2 separate regions of the Homo sapiens genome follow, and region 1 is linked to region 2. A link is an interaction called in ENCODE POLR2A ChIA-PET data of the cell type or tissue named here. Cell type or tissue: OCI-LY7. All regions are shown on one strand. Links, peaks and the distances in the headings refer to the core of each region. The heading gives the core; the rest is flanking DNA. Region 1 overlaps LOC105372668 (a long non-coding RNA gene). Region 2 overlaps TSHZ2 (teashirt zinc finger homeobox 2).

Region 1 (2,921 bases), core at 225-2,724, 270 kb before region 2:
ATATCTATGATACATACTGATATAAATAAATGACTGAACAAATAAATAAATGGGGCACAAAAGACAATCTTCTGTGCAGAAGAATTCCAAATAGTTATATAGATATTTTGCTTTCACTTAGGTGGAGCATAACTGCCCCTCCATAAGCATGAGTTGTGCATAGTGACTTCCCTCCAAAAACCACAGTATAAAGGAAGGGTAGGGGGTTAGAATGGTAACTTAACAGTGAAGAAACCTGACAAAACACAACTTCAGCCAGGTGCTCAAGGTCAGTATCACAGTGATAAATCATGCTGATGGCATGTGCCTTTGATATGATGTGATGAAAATGACACTTTACCTCTGTGGTCTTTTTCCCCAAACCCATAACTTCAGTCTAATCACAAAAAACATCAGTCAAACCCAATTCAGGGATATTTTATGAAATACCTGACCATTACCGCTGACAACTCTCAAGGCAACCAAAAACAAGAAAAATCTGAGAAACAGTCACAGCCAGGAGGAGCCTATGGAGACATGATGACTCAGTGTAATGTGGGAACCAGGATGGGAGCCTGGAACAGAAAAAAAATCAGGTAAAAACTAAGAACATTTGAATAAACTATAAACTTGAATGCACAGTGATGCATCAATGTTGATTCATCAAAGGTAACAAATACAACATTCTACCGTCATGTACGATGTTAACAAATGGGGAAACTGGGTGAGGGGTACATGGGAATTCTCTGTACTATCTCTGCAACTATTTAATAAAGCTAAAATTACCCTAAAATAAAAGTTAAAAAAAAACAGTTACTGTCTATGATCTTATAAACTTGTATTTTAGTGGGAGAAATTGACAATAACCAAAAGATAGTGACAAATACTCTGAGGGCGGGGAGGAAAGGGAAGGGACTGGAGTGTCCCGGGGGTGATAGGCATGCTGCTTTATATAGGGAGCTGGGGAAGACCTCACCAAGATGCTGAAGAAGTAATATGAAAAAAGGCAGAGGGAAACTATGCCCATATCTGTTCTCCCTAGACATGGGGAGAAGGAGATGCAAAGTCCCTGGGATGGAGCATCCTCATCTGAGAAATAGCAAGGAGGCCCCTGTGGCTGGAGAAGAAAGGTGAATAAACAGACAGTGAAAAGCAGAAATACAGAAAGGGGAAGGAAGGAGAGCAGACGACGCAGACCTTCTGGCATCTTAGCATATTTAGGCTCTCACTCTGAAGGATATTGGAAGCCATTAGACGGTTTTGAAAGCCAGCTGGGCACGGTGGCTCCTGCCTGTAATACCAGCAATTTTGGGATGCCGAGGAGGGTGGATCACCTCAGGTCAGGAGTTCGAGACCAGCCTGGCCAACATGGTGAAACCCCATCTGTACTAAAAATACAAAAATCAGCTTGGCATGGTGGTGGGTGCCTGTAATCTCAGCTACTCAGGAGGCTGAGGCAGGAGAATAGCTTGAACCCAGGAGGTGGAAGTTGTAGTGTGCCGAGATCACGCCATTGTACTCCAGCCTGGGCAACAAGAGTGAAACTCTGTCTCAAAAAAATAAAAAATAAAAAGAAAGCCAAGGCATGACATGATCTGACTAATATTTTTACAACAACATTCCAGATTCCAGGGGGCAGTGAAACTGGTTAGCCGACTATTTATTGATGCAATCCAGCTGAGAGATAACTGTGACTCTGACCGAATCATAGTTGTGATGCAGTGAGAACTGGCCAGGTTCTGTAGCCAATGGGATTTAAGGATAACTTGGAAGTGGAGAGTCACAGAAGGGCAGGTGCCAAAGATGCCTGCAAAGCTGCAGGTCTGAGCAGCAGCAGCATGGGGGTATCATTTACTGAGATGAAAAAAGACTCATCCCTAGAGGTGAAGAGCACATATTTTGGAGAAAGAGTTTGGTTTTAGACAAGTTTAGTCTAAATGCCTAAATGTTAGATGCCTTAATCTGGGTGAAGATGTCAAGGGAGTTCAATTTGACTCAAGGGATGACAGTTTCAGCATCAGCAGAATGTAGATGATATTTTAAGTCTCGAGCCTGGATGAGGTCACACAAGGAGGATGTATGAAGAGAGAAGAGACCATAAGTGTGCCTATATGCCAGGCATGATTCTAGGTTTTGGAGATTCAGCACAAGCAAAGCAAGTACCTCATACCATAGAGTGGATCATGTGGCTTTGTGATACTGTCATAGCATGATGGACTCATGGGTTGAGGCCTATCTCCAACTGATTTAATCACATTCTCTCATAGAAAATTCATATTGAAGCCTGAGCAGTATATAACTCCAGGAAGGGGGCAGCCATGTGCTTAAGAAAAGAGAAAATGCTATTCTCTGGAGGAAGAAAAATGAATAAAAGATACATCTAAGAAAACAAGAGAATAATGTCACTTGACACAAGACAGCACCTGACCAAACATACCAAGTTCATGCAGGACATGATCTGAGAGGTGAATGGCTTTGCTCCATGTGCGTGGCACGCCATGGAGTTAGCCCAGGTCTCCAAGGACAAATGGGCCCTCAAGTTCATCAAGAAAAGGGTGAGGATGCACATCTCCACAAAGAGGAAGTGGGAGGAGCTGAGCATGACTGCCAGGAGGAAAGCAGCTGCCAAGGAGGACTGAGCCCCCTGCCCTGCCGTCTGCCCAAAATAAAAGCTTCACAGAAAAAGAAAAATGCATTTCTGATCCCTTCTGAGGTTTGATTACACATGTCATGTATAGGTTCCAAGAAATTCCCCTATATCTTTATAATAAATTGTCCACATTGGTGAACTAACTTAAAGGAGTTCTTGAAGTTCCAACATTTACAAGCGATGAAAACATCCACAGACACCAGAAATTGAGATAGGTAAAAAGATAGAGGTCTCCAGTTGAAATCTCCGCAGAGAGAGCATCTTCTAAGTAATCCTTTTCATTTTACTCACT
Region 2 (2,921 bases), core at 270-2,769:
TGAGGACGTTGTGTTTGAGGTAGGAGCTGAATGATGAGCAGGTGAAGAGGAGAGGGAAGTCCATCATCCCAGAAGGGAGGGTCCACATATGAAAAGGCCCAGTGGTAGGAGGGCACATAGTAGGCCCTAGGAAATTCAAAGCAAGATGCCTGTATGTCTGAAGAACAGAATGCAGGAGGGGCACATGGGAGAGAGGAGATTGGGGAGGCAGGTATCTCTGACCATACTGGGCTAAGAATTTCATGTTAAAGAGTTATTCTCCATCCTAAGAAAATGGAAAACATTGAAAGGGCTAAAGGGGGTGGTAGTTTTTTATGGGATGATCTTTCACCTTCATGGGTTCAGGAGTCCACATCAAATCCCTTATGGCTATGCCGAGTCTAATCCCTAGTCGTGCAAAGTATCTCTTCTCTGTGTTCCATAATCATCTGTTGTTCAGTTCAGGCATTTACAGTATTGCTGGAGCCAAGTAAAGCATGCACAAGTGCAGTAATAAGACAGACATTTTCAGGGCCGGGGGCAGTGGCTCATGCCTGTAATTCCAGCACTTTGGGAGGCTGAGGTAGACAGATCACTTGAGACCAGGAGTTCAAGACCAGCCTGACCAACATGACAAAACCCTGTCCCTACTAAAAATACAAAAATTAACTTGGCATGGTGGTGCACACCTAAGGCATGAGAATCTCTTAAACCCGGGAGGTGGAGGTTGCAGTGAGCTGAGATTGTGCCACTGCACTGCAGCCTGGGTGACAGGGCAAGACTCTGTCTCCAAAAAAAAAAAAAAAAAAGACATTTCAGTTTGCCCTTTCTAGATGAACCATGTGGCAAACTACACCTCTGGAAACATTTTTCTTTTGCTCACCATAGGCCCATCTTCTTTGAATGTACATCTTCATCTATATATTCCCTACTCTTAATCTATTTCTTTATAAGGTGCTAATAGGCCAGGTGAAAATTTCCACTAATCTATTAATAAAAGCAGACCAGTGATAGGCTTTAAGAATAAAGTCATGATAAAGTTAGCAAATACAGAGGGGAAAGAAACAGCAAAATGTTTGGGGTTTTTTGTTTGTTTGTTTTCGAGAACATTGCTACTTGGTTCCATTAGACTCCTTTGATTGTACATGACAGAAACCAACTCTGGTTATTTTCAGCAAAAAAAAAAAAAAAAAAAAAAATAGGAGGTAATGCAAGGCTATCTGATGGAGTGGTATTTGACTTGAGAGCTCATTATTGAGGAAAAACCCAGCCAAATGAATGTCTGCGGAATGAGTGTTCTAGGCAGTGCAAAGATCCTGAGGTGAGAGCAAAAGAGGTGTGCCACAGGGTTGGAGGAAAGACCCATGGGTGGGAGGAGGGTGAACATGACGGGGAGCACTCAGACTGATGAGACAGGGCTTTGTAGCTCATGGTAAGGAGTTTTAATTTCATTCTCTGTGATAGAAAGCCTTACATGTGTAGTAGTCCGTTTTCACAGTTCTATAAAAATACTACCTGAGACTGGGTAATTTATAAAGGAAAGAGATGTAATTGACTCACAGTTCTGCATGGCTGGGTAGGCCTCAGGAAACTTACAGTCATGGCAGAAGGCAAAGGAGAATCAAGTAACTTCTTCATAAGGCAGCAGGAAAAGAGAGTACAAGCGAAAGAGGAACTGCCAAACACTTATAAACCCATCAGATGTTGTGAGAACTCAACTCACTATCATGAGAACAGCATGAAGGAATCCGCCCGCATGATACCATCACCTCCCACCAGGTACCTGCCTCAACACGTGGAGATTATAATTCCAGGTGATATTTGGGTGGGGCCACAGAACCAAACCATATCATAGGGTTTTAAGTAAATGAGTGATATTATTTGAGTTAGAGTAGAGAAATATCACACTTCTATAAACAATTACTATATCTCAGGCACTGTATATCCACCTTAGGTCCTTTTCCTTTAATCTTCACCAATGAATGGGTACAATTATTATCACTTCTCAGATTAGTAAAGTGAGGCTTAGGGAGGAAAAGCAACTTGTTTGGAGTCACATAGTGACTATATGGCAAATCTGAACCTCAACCCTTGTCATCTGCCTCCAGTTCCTGGCTCAAAATACTCATTAAAGGCTCATTTTTATTGCCATTGTTTATGATGTTTATTTTTCTAACCCTTCCAAGAGTGTTTTGTGGATTGCATTATTCTTTTCTTCTCAATTTTATAAATAAAAGAGACTCGCCTCAAAATCACAACTGAAGGAAAAAAATAACAAACTTGTAGTTTCCTCTAAAGAACTTCACGGACACCCAGCTCAGAAGAATTTGGCCCGGCCAGGGATGGGGCGGGGAGGGAAGGACTGGCTGCCGCAATGTTTTGGGTTCGGCCATCCCATTTGTGAGAATTAGGAATGTTCTTTGGACAAAAGATCAAACACAAGCTTACTCCTTTCTATGCTGAGACGTTGCCCACTCGCTTCCTCTTTTGTATCTTTCCTGGTAACTCGACTTCAGTTTCTCTGATGGTAAAGAGATGAGATCAGCCACTAGGGGATCGGTCGATGGGATCAGGTTTCAGTCATCAAAAAATTACGTCAAGTGCTAAGCATGAGTTACCTTCCACTGCCAGTGTCAGCCCAGGACGTGACTGCAGGGCCATCAATCCTGCCTTCCTTGTCCTTGTAGATGTTAAAATACAGGGTACTCTGGGAATTCATTAGTGGGGGTGTTGCATGGGAAAGGAGGGGCTATGCTCCAGGAAAAGTGGGTATAGAGGCAGAGATGTAGCTTTCTAATGCTGTTACCTTGCACATTCTAACTATTAACTGCAGAGACATCTGCTGATTGTTTTCTTTACAAAGCGGGGGAGGGGGAGAAAATAAGAAAGTTAATTTCAGAGTTGGAAGCAGGTTTAAAATGACCTTCGTCAGTTATAAATAT

Evidence for each region. Peaks named below come from ENCODE experiments on the same cell type or tissue, not always from the same donor. Only the 100,000 strongest peaks of a DNase experiment are listed, where the experiment ranks them.
Region 1: POLR2A ChIA-PET joins it to region 2 with 5 read pairs; 2 of 35 experiments call an interaction of 5 or more read pairs at or near these places.

What each region holds. Positions count from the first base shown.
Region 1 is chr20:52,887,769-52,890,689 of GRCh38, forward strand. All of the region lies in intron 1 of LOC105372668 (a long non-coding RNA gene), which reads right to left. It also overlaps the pseudogene RPL36P1. Among named protein-coding and RNA genes, the nearest start is that of TSHZ2, 83 kb to the right of the region's middle. In OCI-LY7, for the core only: no CTCF peak of the experiment used is centred there; no DNase peak of the experiment used is centred there.
Region 2 is chr20:53,159,976-53,162,896 of GRCh38, forward strand. The region is part of intron 1 of TSHZ2 (teashirt zinc finger homeobox 2); the gene reads left to right. Among named protein-coding and RNA genes, the nearest start is that of TSHZ2, 190 kb to the left of the region's middle. In OCI-LY7, for the core only: a CTCF peak has its summit at 2,550; a DNase peak (open chromatin) is centred at 1,646; H3K27ac peaks cover 776 bases.